Regions from separate parts of the Homo sapiens genome. Here all the other regions are linked to region 2. The links are chromatin loops, found by intact Hi-C in ENCODE. Cell type or tissue: IMR-90. All regions are shown on one strand.

What was found. Peaks named below come from ENCODE experiments on the same cell type or tissue, not always from the same donor. Only the 100,000 strongest peaks of a DNase experiment are listed, where the experiment ranks them.
Region 1: it touches region 2 in a loop (2.3-fold over the local background); 5 of 110 quality-filtered maps call a loop at or near these places.
Region 3: it touches region 2 in a loop (2.6-fold over the local background); 4 of 110 quality-filtered maps call a loop at or near these places.

The regions. Positions count from the first base shown.
Region 1 is chr18:6,557,090-6,565,089 of GRCh38, forward strand. All of the region lies in intron 2 of LINC01387 (long intergenic non-protein coding RNA 1387), which reads left to right. It overlaps LOC105371972 (a long non-coding RNA gene), which reads left to right and starts at 385. Exons shown (of 3, transcript XR_935116.4): 1 at 385-1,313; 2 at 1,489-1,580. RefSeq lists enhancers at 1-264, 265-958. In IMR-90, no CTCF peak of the experiment used is centred here; a DNase peak (open chromatin) is centred at 4,622; H3K27ac peaks cover 1,248 bases.
Region 2 is chr18:6,626,704-6,634,703 of GRCh38, forward strand. All of the region lies in intron 2 of LOC107985176 (a long non-coding RNA gene), which reads right to left. Among named protein-coding and RNA genes, the nearest start is that of ARHGAP28, 99 kb to the right of the region's middle. In IMR-90, no CTCF peak of the experiment used is centred here; DNase peaks (open chromatin) are centred at 3,038 and 3,328; H3K27ac peaks cover 563 bases.
Region 3 is chr18:6,869,716-6,877,715 of GRCh38, forward strand. ARHGAP28 (Rho GTPase activating protein 28) reads left to right here. Exons shown (of 18, transcript NM_001366230.1): 7 at 875-1,017; 8 at 3,694-3,859; 9 at 3,969-4,060; 10 at 6,416-6,493. Among named protein-coding and RNA genes, the nearest start is that of LINC00668, 56 kb to the right of the region's middle. In IMR-90, a CTCF peak has its summit at 4,800 (motif pointing left); no DNase peak of the experiment used is centred here; H3K27ac peaks cover 195 bases.

The DNA.
Region 1 (8,000 bases), 70 kb before region 2:
TTGCTCGGGAACATGAATGAAAATCCTAAGACAGAAGAGACCAGTGGTTTAGCTGTCAGAATGCAGTGGCCTGCCCTCCTGACCCCTTGCTGACATTAAACAGCCCCTGCCCTGGAATGCCGCTCCTGGCCTGGCATCCTGGGAGCGTGTGTCCAGCCTGCGGGACAGAGATAAGCGTAAACCTAGCCTCTGATTCTGAACACTAGCTAAGGCTCCCGACAGTTGACGAGATTGATGATTTTCAGCTGGTATGTCTCCGTAACTGAGGAGGCCATAGCTTTGATGTATTGGTCAGATCAATTTGGCTTAAGTGCCCCAGTAAATGAATGCAAATGACTTAAGGAAATTTCTAACTCAAAGGCGAGCCACTAATCCACGTCTTTCAGACCAGAAGCCGAATCATCCAAAGCGGGTGCAGTATGTGGAGAAAGGGGTGCTTGTCTCCTCCGTTTTCTCCTTAGGAAGACTTCACTGTTGGAGACCTTTCTTCTGAGTGCTGCCCTGGGGTGCTGTTCAAAATCCAGGCGTCTCATGAATTATGCTGCCAGATCTAGGAGGAGCCAGTCCTCTTTGGAACTAGGTGAACTGGGCTAATGAGAAACAGGCCCATCTCATCCGCCAGCCAGTTTGCTCCAGGGCCAGAGGAAAGCCGGGGCCTCTGGCTCCCACATCCCATGTGGCAACCAACCATCAGGTTATGCTTGGCTTTGCAACCATCAGGAAAGGCCTCACGTCTGCCTAACTGCAAAACAATTTGGTTGGCTTATAAATTGCTGCCTCTATCATGTGCTTCTGAATTAAAAGGAACGGATGGTTTTTAAAGGTTTATCTGTTTCATTATTGATGCAGAATGACCTCGTGCTGACAAATTTCGATTTTCACACGGTTTCTTTGCTGATGCAGTATCTCTGCCACCCATGCTCTAGGGCAGCGTGGAGCCACTTCAGAGCATGGCTTTTGTGAGCCAGCGCCCAGCAGGGTGTTCTTTTCTGAGTGCAAAGAGAGAATCCACTGACCTCATTTGCTTCCATCCTGTGAACCTCTCAGTGTGTTTCAGAACACCAGGGTCTGAACAGAGAAGCTTCAGAATACTTTCTCCGACTAGAGAACTTTTTTATGGTGGGAGGAAAAAATGTTGCCAGTCCCACTTCACAGACACCTGGAATTCATGAAGTCTGAGGACTTCTTTCATTTTACTTTCAACTAAAAGCTCTAGCACGAAACAGCAAAGGCTCACAGAACTAAAGATCAGGAGGTGGCCCTGTGAGAGGGTGTTCAGCCTGGATCCCTGGTGAAACTCCATCATTGAGCAGGTCTGTGATAGCCCTTGTGGTCTGCTTTCTGCAGATAATACTCATAGACTATGCTGCATAAATTCTCAGATTATTCAAAGATGAACAAACAGTTCAAATGGGCAGTTTTATGTGAGTGTTTCACTCTCAACCCTTTCCTTTTTTCAGTATGTCTCCCTCCTTTTTTCCTCTCAAGCATATCTACTTCAGAAAGCGTGGAAAGAAAAGAGCCTGGTGGGAAAAGTCTATCAAGTGATAGTGACGTGCCCTTATGGAAAAAATTCTGGGGTAAGCAGAATTGGGGTTTTACTCTTAAGCTAACATGAGATGAGATTACTCTATCCTAACAAGATTTAAGCATCTTGTTTTTCTAAATGTTCGGTCATTTGTGTTAAAACAGAGGAAAATATGACATCTAACCTTTTTTTCCTGAGAAAATAATCACTGTCCTCCATGCTTTGCCAACAACAATCCTTTTTCCTCCCATTTATTGTAAGAGCTACAGTATCTGCAGTTTGGCAGAATCACCACCCTCTCTGGGGTGTTTGATTTCGCCTTTCGTATTTGAGCTCTTGGTGTGTGCGTGTATGTGTATGTGGGTGTGTATGTGTGTGGGTATGAATGTGGGTGCATGTCTGTGTGTATGTGTGTGCTGTCTGTGTATTTGTATTGAGGTAAGGACACTCTCTGAGATGTAAGAAAGCACTACAACTGTTTATAGGGAATGAGTTCTTTATTTTTATTCCCCAAGACGTTTTATAATCTTGTGTTTTTCAAGTTTGCCTTAAAGAATAAACAACCTTCTATTTTGTAAGTTTTTTTTAGATGTGTTCATTAGAAAGATCAGATCTTTCAGTACTTGCCATTAACCAGTTTTCTCTTAAGTTAATCATCCACATATAACTCTCCAAAGAATAGATTTACTTTAGTTGTGATTTTTCCAAAGTCTGTTTTTGCTTTCTCTGTTAAAAACAAATAGAAAAAAAAGGAAGGAGGAGATGAGAGAGAATCCTGCCCTTTTAGCATATAGAGTTCTGAAATAAAAGACTGAGTTGTACAGAAAAGCCGCCAACACCATCATTTGTTTTCTGTGGTTTCTGATGATTCTTTGTGGAGCAGTTTTCAAATGGAACATTTTCTTGCTATCACAGGAAAACAGCACACTCCAGGGTGGATTCTGATTGCTGTAGCTAAAATCTCTATCTCCTATTTCCAGAAGCAGAAACACAAATGAGGTCTGATGGTTGAAAACTTAATGGAAGAAAAAAATAGAACATTTATGCATAGAAATAAACACATACACACAAAGGAATACAGGAAAAACTGGGAAATCTGAATAAGATCAGTGGATTGTATTAGTGTCAATTTCCTGGCTCTGATATTGTACTACAGTTTTACAAGATGTTATCACTGGGAGAAACTAGGTTAAAAAGTACATGAGATACCTCTGTATTATTTATTATAATTGCATGTGAATCTAAAATTATCTCAAAATAAAAAAATAATTTTTAAAAAATTTGGAAAAGTAACAAAAGGAAAACTAAATAGTACCTTAAAAATAAAAAACTATTTAACATTTGTATTTTGAAAATAATTAGAAGCATATGAAAGAGATTGTGGCTTTTTTGTTCATTCTTTTATAAATTACTGGTAACTTATCATAGTACCTAAAACACGAAAGGAAACAGGTATAGTATGCTTCAGTTTGTAAGTTCAGAGGGTATTTTTGGTGGATTAAACCAATAACCTAAATTATCATGAGAATTATGAAGCCAAGTTTTTATGTACTTTGTGATAATTTAGGTTGAAGGCACATTATACTCTGACTGGCAACATCTAGGTAGAATTAAAACTTTATAACTTTGGTTAGTAAAAACGATGGAATTAGATAAATCCATTATCCTTTATGGCTATAATAAAGACCTTCGCCAAAACAAAGAATATGAGTATATTTGCTTTTCAGGGATGGGAAAAAGAGGATTCTAGGAATAACCATTAATATTCAGAGTGAAATGTGGGTTGAGATGAAAAGATAATACTTACCCCTTTAACAAACCATGTAGTCTATTACAGTGGATGAAGAGGTTTAAAAAAGCAAAATCTCTATCATCTATTTATCTATTAACTCTTTTTTTTTTTTTTTTTTTTTTTGAGACAGAGTTTCACTCTTGTTGCCCAGGCTGGAATGCAGTGGTGCAATCTTGGCTCACTGCAACCTCTGCCTCCCAGGTTCAAGCAATTCTTCTGCCTCAGCCTCCCAAGTAGCTGGGATTACAGGCACTAGCCACCATGCCTGGCTATTTTTTTTTAGTAGAGACGGTGTTTCACCATGTTGACCAGGCTGGTCTCGAACTCCTGACCTCAGGTGATCCGCCCGCCTTGACCTTCCAAAGTGCTGGGATTACAGGCATAAGCCACCACGCCCAGCCTGCTTTAGATATTTTCTGATATACGTTTATGTCATTATAAAACTGAGAGACAGAGTATTTGTAGCAAAAATTTTAGAGACCAGACTTCACAGAAAAGGAATAACTAAATCCCTTCTGAAAGATATCTTACTACCTAACCACCTGTCAAAGCCTGTGAGATTTACTATATCCCTGCTACAACACAACATAGCTCTACAGACAACTTGAACTCGAGATTTCGTTTTGATACGTGATTTTGTCATGTTTGGAGAAAGTGATGATGTTGAAAGAAAAGTGTCTCCTCTTTAAAATACGTTCCTTAAGCGACTGCCTTGGAGCGGGAGATTAGGTCTCATTTCCATTCAATTCAAATTGGGCTTAAAATGTAATTCCAGGCCCTGGCAGCTACCACAGGATAATATGCTCCCTCAGTGAGAAAAAACTTGGCACTTAAAACTGATGAGTAGGCCGGGTGTGGTGACTTACGCTTGTAAATCCTAGCATTTTGGGAGACCGAAGCTGGAGGATTACCTGAGGCCAGGAGTTCAAGATGAGCCTGAGAAACATAGCCAGACTCTGTCTCTACAAAAAATTTTAAAATTAGCTGGGTGTGGTGGCACATGCCTGTAGTCCCAGCTACTCAGGAGGCTGAGGTGGGAGGACTGCTTGAGCCCAGGAGTTTGAGGCTGCAGTAAACCATGACTGTGCAACTGCATTCTAGCCTGGGCAACAGAGTGAGATCCTGTCAAAAAAAAAAAAAAAAACCAGAGATCTTTGTGTTTCTTCTTTGCAAGAGTAGGATTAGCTCAGGCCGCTGCGGTGGGGCTGAGCCCACAGATAAGGATTATGTCAGCTTGGCTTCTAAGTTTGAGGAGTTAAAAGGAGATTGAGCAAGAGATTTACGGCTGGCTGCCAGAGGAACACTTCAGGTCACAGAGGCTTATGGAACTACTCGAGTCACAGTATGTGAAACGCAAACAGCTGTCTGCCTTACTGAGGCCAAACCTGAGTGAAAACGCATGGTTGTGGAGTGCAGGGGCAGGAACTTAAACACACATGCAAGGTGAAGGAGGGCCTGCAGAGAGTCTTATGAGCGGTCAGCCACTTCTCTGTTAGCTAAAACCTTCAAACACCTTTTTTCCTATTTCTGATACTGCTTTGGGAAAATAACCAGGCAGTTGGTCTGTGTCCAGTCTACTGTAATAACAGGATTACCATTTACTCGGCACCTGATTACCACATGCCAGCCATTTCATGTGGCTTATCTCGGTGTATGATTACACTACCCATAGGCCATAGGTACTATTACTATTTCCATTTCACAGATGAGTAAGCTAAGGCTTACAGAGGTTAAGGAACTTGCCTCAAGTCACATTCTTAGGAGTAATAGAACCAGTACTGAAATTCGAGCAGCTGGCCTTAGCGCATGCGCTCACTAAACTCACTACGGTGTACAGCTCTCTCTCTCTGTGGCAGCTGATGAGGCGGGAGCTGCTGGTGGAAATTCTTCATGGGTCTCTTGTGTTTCTACATATCTCCACTTTGCTAAAAGAGGCACTAGCCATCTATGTTCTGGGCTATATCTTCAAGAATGCTTATATAGCAAATAGTCTTGGAAGACAGAGATGGCACTGTCTCTGAAGCAAAGGGCAGGCATGCTTAGTGCCTACTTTAAAAAGTCCGAGTTCCCTACCTTCAAGTTTCCTCTACCACATCATGACTGCTGTGTCTGCACGTGTCTTCTGGCCCTCTTTGCATTGTCCTGTGGGAACTGGGGAGTGGGGAACCAACAGAAGTGCAGAAGTCCCAGCTACTGTATAGCTGTGAAAAATAAACCATCCTTTTGTCTCTCTCCCAGTAGTCTCATGTCTTCTACCAGCCTCCCTGGGATGTGGCCTGCTAACTTAGTTTGCATTTGTTCTATTTCATGACAGTAGGAGGGGCTAGATTAGAAAAGGGGCTAAAATAGGCCAAGCACGGTTGCTTACACCTGTAATACCAGCACTTTGGGAGGCCGAGGTGGGCGGATCACTTGAGGTCAGGAGTTTGAGACCAGCCTGGCCAACGTGGTGAAACCCTGTCTCTACTGAAAAATGCAAATATTAGCCCGGCATGGTGGTGCGCACTTGGAATCCCAGCTATTTGGGAGGCTGAGGCAGGAGTATCACTTGAACCCAGAAGGCAGAGGCTGCAGGGAGTCAAGATGGCGCCACTGCACGCCAGCCTGGGCAACAGAGTGAGACTCTGTCTCAAAAAAAAAAGTGGCTAAAATAGCTGATGGACTTTATGGAGACAATTTCATGGTTCCCAGAAGGAAGACAGAGAAGGATTTAATGCAGAGCAGTGAATCCCCTGGGCTTATGAACCAAACCACTTGTCTACCTAGTTTGTTTTCCTTTGACTGTTAGAGTGGATACTGGGGTGCTCCATCCAGATGTTACCTTCACAGCTGGGACACTCATTTCCCAGCTGCTGGAAGCATTGGCAGTCAAAGATTCTCATCTGAGTCCTTCTCCGTGAATTATCTTAGGCTACCTTGCCCAAGGATGGCCTCCTTCTACGAGTCTGCGGCTGTGGGTGGGTTGGGGGAAGTGAGGGAGTGCAGAATTTTCTGCCCTTGCTTCAAAGCAGGACAGCTCTGATGTTAGCTCCAGAGCTTCCTTTGGGAGAGGTTCAGTTTTCTGCCTTGTTTTGTGTGCGTCTGTGCAGACATCACAGTTCAGCTCCTTCCTCTGCTAAAATGCACTCCCTTCACTCATAGCACTGACTTAGAGGGGCCTCCGAAAGAAATTTCCAGTGTGTAATCTCAGTGCACAAATCTTAGAGAATGTTTCCCAGGGAAGTGACCAAAGACAGTTCTCTTATAAATCATGATATGCAACAAAAGGTCATATGAAAAAAGTGCTTCCCAAGATTTTGTGTGCTTTTAGTCACCATTTTTTGGTATCCATAGGCTTAAATAGGCCATTCAAATATTACCTATAAGCTTGAAAAAATAATATAGTTACCTCAAATTCTGATAGTTACATTAAAGAAATTATGTTTTTTAAGCACTAAAATTTTGACAATTTTGTAGTATATTCACCGAATTGCTTTTTCTAACACACTATTATACTAGTAAGTAAAAAGTAATAGAAAAATCTTTAACTTATTATAAAATGCCCTGATGGAAATTTTGGTACAATTGAATTTCTGTTTTCACTTGAGATACAGATACTTTGAATGTTTCATAGATTATGTAAATGGAACAGTGGGAAACAAGTCACACCATTTAATGTGTCCAGGAAAAATAGAATAACCTCCTTTCCTACAGAGGGAGGCAAAAAGACCGTAAGATTTGTTGGAATGGAAAATTTGGAGCTTTGCACAACCTCTGAAGTATAGATTTGGAGGGGAAAAGTGGTAATGAATACACTGAAACAACTTCCTCACTTTGGAATTAACAAGAATAGACCAGTAAGAGCAAGGATAAGATACAGGGCCAGTAGGTCAGTACCAGGCTGATGTGATGTCAGTAACGTTAAGGAACCCAACCTTTTGTTAAATGATGTCATCAGCTTTTTTTTTTTTTTTTTTGAGACAGAGTCTCACTCTATTGCCCAGGCTGGAGTGCAGTGCTACGATCTGGGATCACTGCAAATTCCACCTCCCAGGTTCAAGGGATTTTCATGCCTCAGCCTCCCAAGCAGCTGTGATTACAGGCGTGCGCCACCACGCCCGGCTAATTTTTGCATTTTTACTAGAGACAGGGTTTCACCATGTTGGCCAGGGTGGTCTTAAACTCCTGACTTCAAGTGATCCACCGGCCTTGGCCTCCCAAAGTGCTGGGATAGCATAGTTATTGGTTGTTTCTGATTGGAAACTAAGTGTGGAAATAAGACCTCTCCAGCTCCTGCGGTTATAAGCTTTGTCCCATGTGATAAACAAATCAGACTTTTTTTACGCTGGGAGTAGTTTAATTTTCAACCTCTGCTGCAGGGGAGACTATTCCTTCATTATATTAAGGTAAAAGCAGCACTAAGATATTTTAAAGTTTTATTTTTTAAAAGAAAGTTTCACATGAAACATGAACATTTCTCATGAATAAATGCATTATATTGACAAGTTTCATTCTTATCATGCAACAAGTTGAACCAGTTACTTTTAATCAAAATAATGTTATGCAAGATTTAATAGTCCAATACTCAACTCAGTTATGTAAACAAACAAGACAAGCTAAATCCTTTGTAGTCTGCTAGATGTTTTGCTTGGTTGGAATGGATCTCCCACATAAGACACAATCTTTAAATTGAAAAAGGAA
Region 2 (8,000 bases):
CTCTCCTTTCCCTGCTTAGTAAACATGCTTTTGATGTTACTAAACACATAGCCATCAAGAAAAGCACCATGTAACAAGGTACCTGATGTCTATCTTTCCAGACGGATATATGAAACTTTAATTATCTAGAGTCTCAGTAACAAGAAAGTTCAAATAACTGAGTATTTTTCTGTTTACAGAGTAAAAAGCCAAGGGTGACAAAACACAAGAACTTGAGTTGTCTTCAAGAGAACATTTCTAGTTTATGTTTCAGACTCTGCAAACATTCAGGTCATCTCCCAGGTCTTCTGTGTAGATACGGGTTTCAATTCTCACTCACCTATATTTCCTTGTGTGGTGTTGAATAGTAAATGGAAGCACGTATATTGAGTTTTCACGGCTATTAGACCCCAGCAAAAAACCGTGTGTTTTCCCAAATGCTTTCTCAGTTGCCACTCTCAAACAACTCGGAGGCAGGTACCATCGTCACGGTGTCAAACTCCAGATAGCTTCTCCCTGGGTCATTGTTCTTTACCATGGGCGCCTCTACCTCTCAAGTAACATGCGCTTTGAGCCGCCAATAAAATGAGGATATGGACCACATCAAAGTTTCTCATTCAATCTTTCTTTGGACAAATGTAAAAACATCAGTATCATCTCCCACATATCTCTTGAGCTACATTGTCTGAAATGTATATGAAAATTATATAAAATTATACATTGATGTATCCAATGGTAGAAAAGAAAAAAGATATTCAATGTAAAGCAAATTCGATATTATAATTTTATATTTAAAAAATAAAAATCATACCCATTATGATCGTACCCTGAGTCCCCAGAAAAGAGACAAGCAGTCTTCAACCAGCCAAAAAACAAACAAAAAAGAAATAAAAACAAAAGAAAAAAAGGGAAAACAAATTTGCAATAAAGTAGAAGGCATTTACAGATCCCCTCTTGTCAAAACATTCAAGTACTCATTTCTGTGGGAATATATCAGCTAGTAACCCCTCCAATTCCTACAGATTCCCTTGTGAAGCATTTGAGGTCAAATACTCATATGACAATTTAGAAGTATGTTGCCCTAAGATTTTTCACCCTGACTCATTGATTTGAGAGTTGGGACTCCAGTAACAAGAAACATAATGTCAGCAGATATTCCAATGGACCTCGGCACATTCCTTCCAGAAGCTTCCAGCTGCCAGCAGAGGAGCATGGCAGATATAGCTGAGGACACGGGGGGTTTCCAGTGGCATAGTTACCACAAGTGCAGCCGGACAAAAATAGATGGAGATGTGGCAGGGCAAGTGATCTGAAATTTCCTTAGGACTCCTCTGCGACTAGGGGTATTTTTCATAGCATCTATTCTGAACTCCATCTGCCACTGTTTGACTGTTTGAAACAAGACATTCCTCTACTCAGAACATTATGTCAACTGACCATGATGAGCTGGGTCCTTTGCAGGTTCTGGGCTGTTTCCTGTGGCTCTCTGAGTTATTAGGATGCCCTGCTTTTATCACTTATGTGCCATTTTATTAAAGGTCATGCAGAAAAAAACTGCTTAAATTTTTTAAAATATGTAATTATTAATGAGATCTGACCTTGAGAGCAGCTATTCATCCCTGGAGTGTTGGGGAAAACAGGAGAAGTGTTTGCTGTCATTCTGCCAGGCCTTGGGTGTTCTTTCCTAACCAGCACACTGTGGGAGTTATATGGTGAGCCGTGGGGAGTGCTGTTTACTTGAGCTGTGATAGACTGTAAGATGGGGGTTGAGGGTCTCAGTGTGAGAACATGCTTGTAGCTATGATAACTCAAGACAGCCAAGTTTTTGAAACTACCTTGGTCTTAAATTCAAATTTGATTCCAAATGCTTGAAAAGTCTGTCCTGAATCAGGCCGAGTTGATGGTAAATTGTCTTTTCTTTAATCTTTGGAAATAATTCCTGATAAATATGATATTAAGAACTATGCTCATACGTTAACTTTTCTTAAAATCTTTCCATGAATTTACCAATTGTCTTTACACTAGAGCATGTGTGTGTGTGTGTGTGTGTGTGTGAGAGAGAGAGAGAGAGAGAGAGGAAGACAGAGGGAGAGAGAGACAGAGAGGCAAAGAGAGACAGAGACAGAGAGAGAATGAGATTTGGCAAGTGTCATGATTAATACCATTTTAGTAAGATGATCCCTGCAACCAAAATCACTCTAATTATACAAAACCATGATGAGAACTTGACTCCTAGCTTTAACACCACTGAATTCTGACTTAAACTGCCTCCCTTTTCTTTGCTATTGGGACACTTTTACTTTATTTTTTATTTTTTTAGAAATGGGGTCTCACTATGTTGTTCAGGCTGGACTCGAACTCCTGGGCTCAAGTGATCCTCCCACCTTAGCTTCCCAAGTAGCTGGGACTACAGGGATGAGCCACTGAGCCCAGCTGGGGCAATTCTATTGATATTACACATCACTGAAGAAAGTCTCAACAGAGCTGACAAGACCCTGTTAAAACAGTGTTGTTTTCAGCAGGGAACACTGCTGATCGAAGTACACATCCAGCATGACTAAAATTCCACCTTTCTTTTGTACCACCTCAAATTTGTCCTATAGAAGTACTGGTATCTTTATTTAAAAAACAGAAAAACAAACCAAACTAAGATGAATTGAGTACCTTCTGTGCACCAGATATTTTATTTTCATCCTCTCTGTAATCCTCCCACAAAAGCTATGAGTTATTACTGCCAATTTACAGAATATGAAAATGAAAGAAGTTATAATGCTAGGTTTTTCTAATCCCATTTTCCAGCATATTGTGCTTTTAAAGTAGTAAAATATGGTATGGGATGACAAAAAAACCATTATTTTTGTGAATCATTCTAAATTCAGAATCACATAATTATATGAATTTATATCCCCCCTCAAAAAAAGAGTATATGCTGTGCAAGTTGAGATAGGACTGAGGCCTCATGAGCCCCAGAAAATTGTCTGATACGACGTTACAAAGCTTCTATTGCAAGCGTAAGCCTCACTCTAGTTCAGAGACTTCCAAAGAATTGAATCACCAATGAGGCAATGTTGAAAATGCTGCGGCTGATAATATATTGGAAATTCCACCCCTAGTTGATGGAATTAAATAAATCAAAGATGAATCAGAGATGGACTGCAGTTTCCTACTCATGAAAATATAGCAGTCTCTGCTACCAAAAAAAAAAGTTGTTGAAAAATGTCTCCTGTATATTAACAAGATAGAGGTGTTTGAAGATGATGGTGTTCATAGAAGATATCTGGAATGCTGTTTGCTCACCATCCCAAGATTGGTATGAGGTTAGAAAGAGCTTTTTCAGCAGCTGAACACATTTGCTCAATATACCACTCAATGACTCAACAGTGGTGCTGTGATTCACTTTCTTTCTTAAGATCGTACATTAAAAGATTCAATAATATATTTGCATTAAAATGCTTTCAAGATTAATTACATGCTTCTAATTTTAATGTTATTTAATGTCTTAAATAACACTTTACAATGTTAACTTCACCTGATATGACTTTATATTAGAGTAATAACATATGTCTAAGTACATATTTATATTTTGGAGGGACATTTTTATTTATTTTTGAAATTTATAAATTATTATTTTAAATGTATTTGTTTCAGTTAAAAATGAGCTTTAAAATGAGTCTTTAAAAAATACAAGCCACGATACAATTTTAATTTGAATTTATTTCATGATGAGTGAGGTTGAGAATCTTCTGGTGTGTCTAAATGCTATTTGCATTTTTTCCTGCAAACTTTTTGCTCATAACTTTTGCCTCTTTTTCTATTGTGTTGTTGGTTTTTTTCTTACTGATTTTTCAGCTCTTTGAGATATATATTGCACATTTTTACAATTTGTATCTTCCTTTTGCCATGTAGAAGTTTAAAAATATTATGCATGTTTGTCAGGGTAAGAAATGCTAGCTGCTATTGGCCAGGTGCGGTGGCTCACGCCTGTAATCCCAGCACTTTGGGAGGCCAAGGCGGGCAGATCACAAGGTCAGGAGTTCAAGACCAGCCTGGCCAACACAGTGAAACCCCATCTCTACTAAAAATACAAAAAAAAAAAAAAAAAAAAAAGCCAGGCATGGTGGCTTCCACCTGTAATCCCAGCTACTTGGGAGGCTGAGGCAAGAGAATTGATTGAACCTGGGAGGCAGAGGTTGCAGTGAGCTGAGATCGCACCACTGCACTCCAGCCTGGGCAACAGAGCAAGACTCTGTCTCGGGAAAAAGCAAAAAAAAAATGCTAGCTGCTGTTAACATACGATCTGAATAGTTCATTTAGCTTAGTACAATAAAATTTATTGCTTACTCTCATTATAGTCAATACTGTTTGCTAGGAGGGGAGGGGGGCACTGATAGGGACTCTGAAACTTGTAGTCATTTAAAAGCCAGGCTCTTTCCATCTGTGACACTGCCATTATCAACAGGAAACCTCCAAGTTTATTGTAAAAGGAGAAAGAGGAGAGGACTGTGATCGTGCATGGGAGACTTTTATGGGCCAGTCCTAGAAATGGTGTATGTCAATGCAGTCCATATTCCACTGGCCTAAATTGTCAGAGAGGTGGGAAATATAGTCTTCTTCACACCCAGGAGAAAAATGAAACCATTTGCAAACATGGTATCATTTTCACAGAACTGAGTATTTTCAAATTTTTCAACTTTTTTTAATGGTTTCTGAATTTCATGTCATGTTTAGAAAGGCCTTTTCTATTTCAAGGTTCTAAGAAATTATTCCATGTCTCCTTTTAATGCTGATATAACTATCTCTGCTTTTAAGATTTTTTTTTCTTTACCACTGATTTTCAGTCATTTGATTATGAAATGACTCGGGGTGTATGTGTGTTATAGGCAGAGAGAGAAACAGAGAGAGAGAAAGGACACTGTATTTAATCTATTCAAGACAGATTGGATCTATGAGTTTAAAGTTTTCAACAAATCTGGAAATTTTCTGGTCGTTGTTTCCTCAAATTTTTTTCTGCTTCCTCTTCTTTTCTATTTTTGGAACACCAGGTATACATGGTTAGACTATTGAATATTGTCTCACAGGTCATTGAGGCTCTTCTCATTTTTTTTTCAGAATTTTCCCCACTCTATGGGCCACATTCTGGATAGATTCTATCACTATTCCTTCAAGTTCATCGTTCTTTTCTTCTTCAGTGTCTAATCTGCTATTAATGTTATCCAGCTATCTTGTTGTTTCAGATATTGTAGTGTTCATCTCCAGAAGGTCCATTCTCTTCTACTTTATGTCTCTCATTTCTCTGTTCAATGTGAACGTATTTCTTTTAAATACTTGTACATAGTTATAAAATCTATTTTAATGTCCTTGTATGGTAACTCTATCAATGCAATAATCTCTGGGTCTGTTTCTATTTTCTGATTTTTCTTCTGGTAATGTGTTGCATTTTCCTGCTTCTTGGTGTATCTAGTAAGTCTAGAGGTTGCACATTTTTATTAAGTCTCTAAATTGTATTGTTTTCCTTTTAAGAGAGCTGAACTGTGTTTTGGCATGCAGTTAACTTCCACACATGGCAGTTGATCCTTCAGGGACTGTTTTTTAAGCTTTTGGTAGCAGAAGCATGCAGTATGTTTTACTCCAGGAATAGTGCAGCCTTTCTGTTACTGCCAACAAGTGACCCATCTGAGGTCTTTACTAAGTGTCCTAAGGGATCACTGAGTACTCTCCATTCTGGTCTTTCTGATCTAGAACTTCTCTCTGCTGTGAGATCTTGGAAATGTTCAGCTCACCTAGTCATTTTTTGCACTACTTTGTAGAGAGGTCCTCTATGCAGGCATGGCCCAGTAGTCAGCAAAGACTCTGCAGCATAACTGCACAGATTTCTGTAATTTCACTTCGGTATCACTCTGTTCTTTTCTGTGTCTCTGCCCTTCAAACTCTGACTACCTCAACCTCTCCTAACCCTGATCTCTGTCTCCTCAACCCACTGAGGCCACTGGGCCCTGTTTGGAATTCCCCTACCTACGCCTTATTTGGGAAATTGCTTGCAGAAATATGGGACTATCATAGGGCTTCCTTTTTTTTTCCCCTTTTTTAGAGATCATAGTCCTGGGCTGCCTGCTGGTCAGTGTCTGAAACAATTTTTTCATACCTTTTTGTCTAGTTTTTTGTGGTGGGAAGTTAAGTTTTATCCTTTTTATTTTGTCACATCTGGCTGTGGAAGTTTAAGTTTGTAATGCTGCAATTGTGTTTTGTAATTAGAACTTCCAGATTTGGTCTGAAGGTTGAATCTTTAAAAAAAAATGAATAAGCAAACCAAATAAATATTATTTATCACATTAAAAAGTCATGCAAACTTTATTCATCATAGAATTAGAATGTGGTTCCATCCATAAGCCAGATAGAATGAAATGTAAACGTAATGCTATGCAACTTAAACTCTGCTGGTCAAGGGAGTGTCTTCCAACCATCTCACAGCAATTCCATTTTATTTTCTTTCTAATGTTATACATTTCTCCTGGTCATATTCAACTGTAACTAATTTTTACATAAGTGTATCCTGTATTGTCCTCTTTCTTGGATTCTTCCTTTATCTCGCTAGAATATTGTTGCAGGGGTGGGAGGCAATTCTCCATGTGTTATCCAAGACTCTCTTTTCAAGGACATTTGTACAGCAAGATTAGTGTCTTCCTCTGAGGCAGAGAGCAAGTTTGATTCCTGACCAGGATAATAAAGATAGCTTCTTCCTCCATAGGAAAAGTTGGCTGGGTTTACTGGCAGACTTCTTAAGATTGGGGGTTTCCTAAACTCAGGGATCCTTGGCTGTGAATGCAGACCCACTGTAAACACAGCACCAGCCCGGGCAGCCCTGCGTCTCCCCTATGGAGGCACAAAGGTACCAATGCAAACAGGAAGCTCATGCTGCCTGCTGTGCGGTGAATAATGAAGTTGTTTGTCTCTGACTGGGAGTCTCATTTCTTCTGCCAGCATCTCTGAAATTGGTAGACTAACTGAGCTGCAAGCAGGGTAAACTCTCAGACCTTTCATTGTTCCTAACAAGCACTGTAGAGCGATATTTTCATCCATGTGCCCAAGATGATAATTTTCATGTCTGAAAGTGTTTTGTTTTGCCTTCACATTTGATTATTTTGACTGAATGAAGATATTCTAGAATCAAAATATTTTTTTCCCTCAGAACTTTGAATTTTTTTTAATGTATAATACCTAGGGTTTCCAGTTAGAAGTTTGATGCTAGTCTGTTCTCATTCCTTTATAAGAGACCTTGCTTTCTCTCTAGAGTTCTCTGTCCAAGAAGCTTTTTGTTGTTTTCCTTAGCCTGGCTTAGTGTTTGAAATTCCAGTTGGAAGATTCCTGTTCTGTTTTTTAATCTCCAAGAGTTTTCTTTCTGTTACTTCCTTATTTCTTCTCCTCTTTTCCCTGTTCTTCCTTGCTGAAAATTCCTATTGGATATATTTTTAATCCCCTGCATCTATCCTTTATGGCTTTTAAAGTTTTTTTAAATTTTAATCTTTTTGTCTTTGGGTACTATAACGGGATGTTTCCTTAACTTTGCCTTCTAGATTAATAATTTTATCTCCGGTTTTTTTTTCCATTCTGAGTAGTGTGATGAATTGTCTAGTTTTTAAATTCAGCCCATCCACTGATGTATGTATAAACGAACCTATATATGTATGTTTCAGGAAATCATATATTTTTAGTTCCAAGCACACTTTATTCAAACTTCCACCTAGCCAGAATTCAATTACTTCTCACCAAGTTTATTTATCTATAATGTCCAGATCTAAGTCACATCACCCCTCAACTGGGCTGTTTTAATTTTTATCTGTTTATTTTCTGATACAGAGTCTCGCTCTGTCACTCAGGCTGGAGTGCAGGGGCGCAATCTTGGCTCACTGCAGCCTCCACCTCCTGAGTTCAAGCGATTCTCCTGCCTCAGCCTCCTGAGTACCTGGGATTACAGGTGCGTGCCACCACGCCCGGCTAATTTTTTATTTTTAGTAGTGATGGGC
Region 3 (8,000 bases), 240 kb after region 2:
TCCTTTTGTTATACTTGGTAGTCCCCTAGTCAGTGCCTACAGCAGAGGGCAAAAGAGAATGAGTTCTTTTTATAATAAAATAATTATTCACTTTGCATATGAACAGTTTTGCCAGGCAATGAAACCAGATGACAAGCTGAAATCTGAATCCGAAATCAGGTTAGGATCGCTCAAATGATTTATGGATTCACTTGTTTTTGCTCAGTGACTCTTTTGTCTTAACTTTCAAATTAGCTTGAGAAAAACATTTTTAAGGGGTACTACATATAACCCATTCAGCTTTTTCTCAATGTATGTCATACAAGATCAGGTAACCAATATTAAATAACAGAAATTCCGATTAATTCACCTGAACAAATTTAGCCATGAAATACAAATGGAATTTGAACAAACCTTAAGAGGCAGATATTCCACAGGTGAGGGAAGAAACAACAGGAGTCAAAGCAGAGAGGAATTCTAGCAGTTTCCAGCCTTTCTTCCTCTGCTTTAAGCTTCTGCTTACCCGTAACAGTGACATTGGGTCTAGATGAGCTTAATTTTAATATCATAAGAATATATAGAAATACCCTATTTTGGACTTTCTTTTAATAATCCTCAGCAACTTTCATGAGACATACAAATCTAAAATTTTAAAAATCAGAGTAAATAGTTTGTTTGGGCAATGATGATAAAAATGTGTCCATATGGAGGTCTGTGATGCGACACTGTTGTTTAACTGAACTCCTCGGGGTGAGTCTGCTGCTTTTCCTCGCATATAAACACTGTAACGTGCTTGTGGATTCACTTGTAAATATTTTGAATTTGTTTTATAGCAAATAGTATTGATTGATTAAATAGCATATTAAATAGTCTGTATTCTTTGTTTTGTCTTTAGATGATGATTTTCTGGAAAAGAACATTCCACCAGAGGCTGAAGAGCTGTCATTTGAAGTGTCTTATTCAGAAATGGTTACGGAGGCTCTAAAAAGAAATAAACTTAAGAAATCAGAGATTAAGAAAGAAGACTATGTTTTAACTGTAAGCAAAACCTTTCATGATTATTCCAGGAACTTCCTGTGACTTCATAGGACAAAACTAAGATTTCTTTTTCTTTTTTTTTTTTGAGACGGAGTCTCGCTCTATTGCCCCAGGCTGGAGTGCAGTGGCGCGATCTCGGCTCACTGCAAGCTCTGCCTCCCGGGTTCACGCCATTCTCCTGCCTCAGCCTCCCGAGTAGCTGGGACTACAGGCACCTGCCAACTTGCCCGGCTAATTTTTTGTATTTTTGGTAGAGATGGGGTTTCACCATGTTAGCCAGGATGGTCTCGATCTCCTGACCTCACGATCTGCCTGCCTCGGCCTCTCAAAGTGCTGGGATTACAGGTGTGAGCCGCCGTGCATGGCCAAGATTTCTTTTTTTAAATATCTGTGTGTGTGCACGGGGATTTCAGCGGCCAGGCATCACACTGCTCACACTACCATTGGGGGTGTTATGTGGGCACCACTTGTTGTGCAGTGCACAGCCTGCCTGGCTGTACCTGTGTGGAGGAAAAGTTGTGAGGCTGTAGGCTTGAATACTGTTTTACAAATGAAATAGGATTCTACCTGCCTGGCTTGTGAGCTTTCTTGCACTTTATATTCTTACTTTTCTCATACATCAATGCAGACCCTACCTTTACACACTTGTGCCTCTATAAGCCACATATCAGAAGAGGGGACTGCAAAAAGTCACAGTCATGAGAGGAAGTGAGAGCTCATGGAACAGACAATAAAAACACATCAAAACCAATTCAAGAACTTCTATTAGTACATGATGGGCAAAGAGAGCTATATACTTTGTTACCCCCAAAGTCTCATTATTTATATCCAGAATGTTATATCCAGGAGGCCTAATAGAGAACGATGTAACATTGGTCTGTTTGCCATTCAACCAATGCATGTGTGAAAAGTTTATCTTGTGGAGTCCTGAATACTCTGTGCTGATTACGGTTGGATGCTTGATGAGCAGGGCCCAGGCAGTTTCAGAGCTAAAAAACTGAGTCATGCAGAAACAGACTTTTTGTACCAGGTGACTTGGACCGTTCCCAAACAACCATCCCATGACAGAGGACAGGAAGAGGAAAGGAAGAACTCTAGGACTCACGGAGTGCCTTCTACGGGCCTGACACTATACTAGATATTCTATTAATAATGTAAGGTGGACCCTAGTGATTACGTCCATTTTACAGCTGAGGAAACTGAGGCCCAGAGAGGCTAAGTAACATGTCCAAAGTCTGCAGCTAGTGGGAAGCAGAAATAGGATTTGAAACTAAGTGTGTCCAACTTCAAAACCCTTCCTGGTCCCTAAGCAGTCTGCAGGTTAGAGGGCAACATGTGGTGGTCGAGGGAAAAGAGAGAAGCCTGCAGGACTCTGGTTTCAGGGGGAGCCCCTCCTTATCTTAAAGAGAGGCATGCAAGAGAGGATGCTGGCCCCTGCATCTCCTCATCGAAGCCAGCTCCTTCTGAGGTTTGGCTCTTCCCATGAAGAACTTTGCATAGGATTTAGCACATAGTAGTTGGTCAATAAGCGATTGCAGTTTTTGTTTATATTGTTGTTATGTGTTACTATTATATGAGGACTTAGCCTCAGAAAGAAGGTAAACTAGCTAAGCATTTAATAGCACAAGGCATGCCCCAAGCCACATCCTATATTTTGTTTCATTTTTAAATTCTTGAGGTTCCAAGGAGCAATTATTGAATGAATAAAAGAATGAATGAATGGGCAGATACTTTGACTACCCCAAGGAAGCTCCAGTTTAGGAAACTCCTATGGAAAATGTGAACTTAAAGCTTTATAATTTAAATTTAAGTGTTTATAATTTAATCTATGGGGTTTTTTTTGTTTTACTTCAGCATTTTTTTTCAATACCACTCTTTCTGAGGGCAAAGTGAACCTGTGGATATTATATAAGAATAATCTTTTGCTTCTAAAAGGTCTTGCTGCTGAAATTCTTCACAATATTTCTGGATTGTTGAAGGATTTGCTGCTGTTGTTGTTTTAGTGTCTTTTGTTTCTTGTGTGAAAATAGAGAATATGTCAGTATCGTTGTCTTCAAAATCATAGTAGGATTGTTTGCACTTTCTCTGTATTTGCTTTTTTAAGAATTTGGAATCATTTAAATTTAATTTTTATGGTAGAATAACTGTTGTCTCAGCAAGCATATATAATCAGTTTAAACTGGGAGATTACTAAAAGTCTCTTAAAGTGTGCAGTATGGGATAGATAAACCTTGATTTAAAGATTGACTGCCCAAGAAGGAAAAAAAAAACATATGTTTAGAGCTCTCCTGGGATATACCTAGGTGTGTTTCCTGTTATGTGTGTGTCACATTTATTCCAATTAAGGGCCATGGTGTGTGCATTCCATGTGGTGCCTGACATGTATGTTGTTTGACAATATTGGGTGTTCCTTATAAAGAAGGCAGTTTCCACAGTTGCAATGGCAATGTTATCATATACTTTAGACTGCTGTTTTGCTTCTAATTAGCATAGCAGTGATCTGCACATTGTTCTAAACCACATATTCATATTTCTAGGATGCAGCATGCTCCTTAGAGATGTTTTCCAAAGAACACGTTCTACTGCATAGATTTAGAGTGTCCAGGTGGCATTTGAGTGAACGCATAATAATTTTCCTTTGCCATAAAAAATAAATACCTTCACTGTGTGTTTTAGAAATTTAATGTTCAGAAAACCAGATTTGGCTTAACTGAAGCAGGAGATCTGTCTGCTGAAGACATGAAGAAAATCCGCCATCTCTCTCTGATTGAATTGACTGCCTTTTTTGATGCCTTTGGAATTCAACTGAAAAGGAACAAAACAGAGAAAGTAAAAGGACGAGGTAACTAAGAAGACTGATTGCTTCTGGCTTTAACACTTTGACACAGTGGAATAAGATAATGCTTTTCTAATTCTTTTTTTTTTTCCCCCTTTACTGTCTCACAATGAAGACAATGGGATTTTTGGAGTTCCACTTACAGTCCTCCTGGACGGTGACCGAAAGAAAGACCCTGGAGTGAAAGTTCCCCTGGTATTACAAAAAGTGAGTAGCAGGCAAATGAAAGGGGAATTCACAGAGCCTCATGCTTATGATTTGGCACTTTGTAAACCCACAAATGAATTTTCTTTTATATTTAAAGACACTATCGCCCTATTAGGACTCAGGCCCCTGGTGATTTTCAGCTTTATTCCATGCACCGCATAACGGCCCATGGCGCCTGGGCCAGTTGGCCTTGCTGCATTCTTTTGGAGCCTGTTACATTTTGTTTGCCTATAACACATCAGGTGACAGACACAGATGGTCTGACCCAGGGCACGAACAGTTGCATTTTTTTCCAATATTTTTTCAAATGTTATTTGCGCATATGAATGTGTTTGTGTGTGCATTTGATTATTCTATCTAGATAAAGATGACCATTAATTATTACCAATGCATATATAAATCATACAAATATTTGCTGAGATATAGCATAGGCTGGGTTTTAAAAATGTGTATATGTGTAATCATTTTATCAATTTTCCAAACCAAGTTTAATAAAATCTAAAAACCAGCATGTTCCAGTCATTTTCCGGTGTGTCTGGGCAGATAGGATACATTTAGACAAAAAGAATAATTTTGGTGGAAGGAGGTTTCGAAAATGATATTATCTGAACTATAAAATGCTAATATCTCTGTGACTATTGTTGCTGAATACCTGATTTGCTTTTAAGTCATGTTGTTTTATAGCCAGCAATTTATACTGGTTTTTACCTAAGTGTGCATTTATTCAACAGTGACATCCAGTGGCACAATTAAAATTCCTAGTCCTTAACACAAATTTTGTGGAATTTTAAATTGAGTTTTTAAATGATATTTTAAAATATTGTCTAAGGAAACATATACTTACCTGACACTGATAATCATACATCACTTGTTTAGCTTCCTATATTTTGCTACCAGTGCCTCAAATTGAGATACTTCTCAAGTCAGGTGACTGATTGGCTGGAGATAGGAGCCAGGAAGATGGCACCGAGATGGCCAGAGGATACAAGCAACACCTTTGTACACACGGGCCCTCTGTGGGTGACTTCCCTAGGCAGGGCTGTGCCAGTGCTGTTTATGTAATACCACGTCTAGTCAGCACAGAGCAGCCCAAAGAGGCTGGTGTTACCACTGCCCTTTTACTGATGAGGCAACTGAGGGATAGAAGAGTGAGAAAACTTAGCCAAGACACACAGTCAGCAAGAGGTGGAGTGGGAAAAGGAGCAGTAGCAAAATCCAGAGTCCATGGTGACGCTGAGATTTTCTTTCCTTCATTGAGTTGAAACCAGCATTGTCTTTGTCCTGTATGTAAAGGACAGAGTTTAAAATATCAAAATCAAAGACGATTCAGCACATGAGTTTATAGTACTGTGTAGGTACAAAAATCTAGCGTAGAACTTAGCAAATAGAAAGTACTCAATAAATGCTAGTTAAACTAAATATGGATTTATATCATATTGGCAACATGTTAGCTGTTATTACTACTGGATGTTAAGTGTTCCTCGCTACGACACCTCAAGATAGTACTCTCCCACTCCTACAAGAGAGGCTTTTCTTACAGACATGTTTCTTCTTCCTAAATGTCTGTTTGCCTCCATACCTAGAAGAATTACCTTAGTTCCAGGTACCATCCACCATCATTTCTTGAAAGGAAAATAGCAGAGAAGCTGGATCCCCTTCTTACTGGGTGAACTTGGCCAAGTTATTATCCTTTCCAGAGAAGCACTGTGAGGTGCTTTATTACAGTGAATCGAACTGTTCTCCTTAGTCTCCTTAGCAGTAGAATAGGGTTATTGTGAGGATTAGATGAGTTAATGCAGGTAAAGGACTGAGAATAGGAACTTACACATAATCAATGCACAATAAATGGTAGTGTTTATTACTTTTTTAACACCTATCACCATCCTGAGAACTCACGAAAGCTATTAATCTTTACCCCGTCTAAACTCCTTGATCAGACATCTAGAATTCCTATAGTTTCTTAGTCAGAGTGATTGCAACCAATGACAGTAGATTTAGAATCTCTTGTTACTGATCAGTCTGCAGAAAGAGTTATAGTAATCAGATCTTAAAAATGGTTAAGAGGCATGTATAATTTTAGAGTGGTTAAGAGCACGAACTTGAGTCAGTGCCGTTACTTACGAGGTTGATCTTGGGAAAGTTGTATAACTGCTATAAATCTCTACTTTCTCATTTGCATGTCGGAGGATAACGTTGACGTCATAGGATGGTTATGAACATTTAACACAGCATTCAAGTGCCAGGCAAATATATATATGCTTGGTAACTTATTGATTCATGTCATCATTGTTACTGTTTCATATGTTTATGATCATATAGAGGTACTTATTCTGGTAATATATCATTGCTTTCTAGTTTTTTGAGAAAGTTGAGGAATCAGGTCTGGAATCTGAAGGAATTTTTCGACTTTCAGGATGTACTGCTAAAGTCAAGGTACCGAACATTTTGTCTCTTCCTAGGTAGAGTTCTAAGCTAGCTAGACCCAGTTCACACAAGCATCGGGGATCCAGATATTTGTTGTTGTTTATTAGATATTATCACTTGGTCCTTCCTAGTATTCCTTGGTACCTGTGGTAAAATGTTTGTTCCAGAGTTTTTTCATGATCCAGAATTTTAAAAATCAAAACGGAAACATTAAAAAACCAAAAACAACAATGAAATAGCACATCAATTCACCATCAAAAACTGCTGCTTGCCTTTAGTTTGGAAAAAATGAAATAGCACATCAATTCACCATCAAAAACTGCTGCTTGCCTTTAGTTTGTAAAAGTTGAAACGTCTCACTGCTGTTTTGGAGGTTAAACACCTTAGTTTGTTGTGCTCCTCTCAGCCGTGGAATTCACTAAGCCAATGTTATATGAGTCTTTATTTCCATCATTCGTTGGTTTAAACATTCTTTGGCTCTCCCTTTAGTGAAAGCTCTTACAGGAATTTGTAGCAATGGCTATAACCACTAGAATACTCACTCAGCAGTTCCAAAACCCAGTTCCACTTACAGTAATGTTAACATCCACATCTAAAACCAGCTGTTCAGTGTGAATCTTATTCTTTTGCTTTCTTACTTCCATGAGGTGGCAAACTCTACAGTACAATAAAGCAAAGAACTGTTAGAAAAGAAAAGCTTTTCTCATAAAAATCCAGCAAAACATCCCACTGTGTCTGCGGGTAGGCATACACCATGGAGAGCTCATTCCTGTGGTTGGATCACTCCCTGTCTTGCAGATGTGAAAACCTGAGCAGTTTTAAAAGCTGGATCCCTGAGCAAACAGTCTCAGGGGCAGGGGAAAACCAATGTGGTAATGTTTATCAAAAAGACATTTGTAGAGGCAAAACAGCATCTCTTCATTAATTCATTTTGGTACATGCTTTGGGAAATTCTATTTGTATCAGTATCAGAGTTTTTATATAGAAGTGTGACGAGAGGTTTTTCTAAGTGGAAACTGAGAATAGATAGGCTGCGTCTATTGGATCCTCCAGAAAGCAGATGCTGAGATGGGTGAGGAGCGGAGGAGAGTCACGGCGGTTCTGCTTCTGCAGGATGAAAGGGGCAGGAACCAGGATTGGCTGGGGTGAGGCTCTAACCACGGTGCAGGTCAGACAATTCCTAACCATGGAGGAGCCGTGTGCTGGGCAGAATGGGCAAGGCCCTGGTACCCATGCCTCACCCCGTCGTGGGCTGGGGCTTCCTGCAGAAAATATGGCTGAGCCACATCCAGAAGGGGCCCACAGCTGGGAGAGTCGGCTACCTGGGCTTTTGCACGTGAGGGCAAGGTCTTCCGTGAAGCGAGGTCGGAGCAGGGCACCAGGGCATCAGGGCTCCGGGCATGTTGAGGGGTTACGGCTTCCCTGAGAGTGGAGTTGGCTGAATGCTGGCACAAGTTCTTGTGGAAGGCAGGGAAATGCCCAACGGCTCCTTAAGGTTTATGCTTTCTAGGGTGCA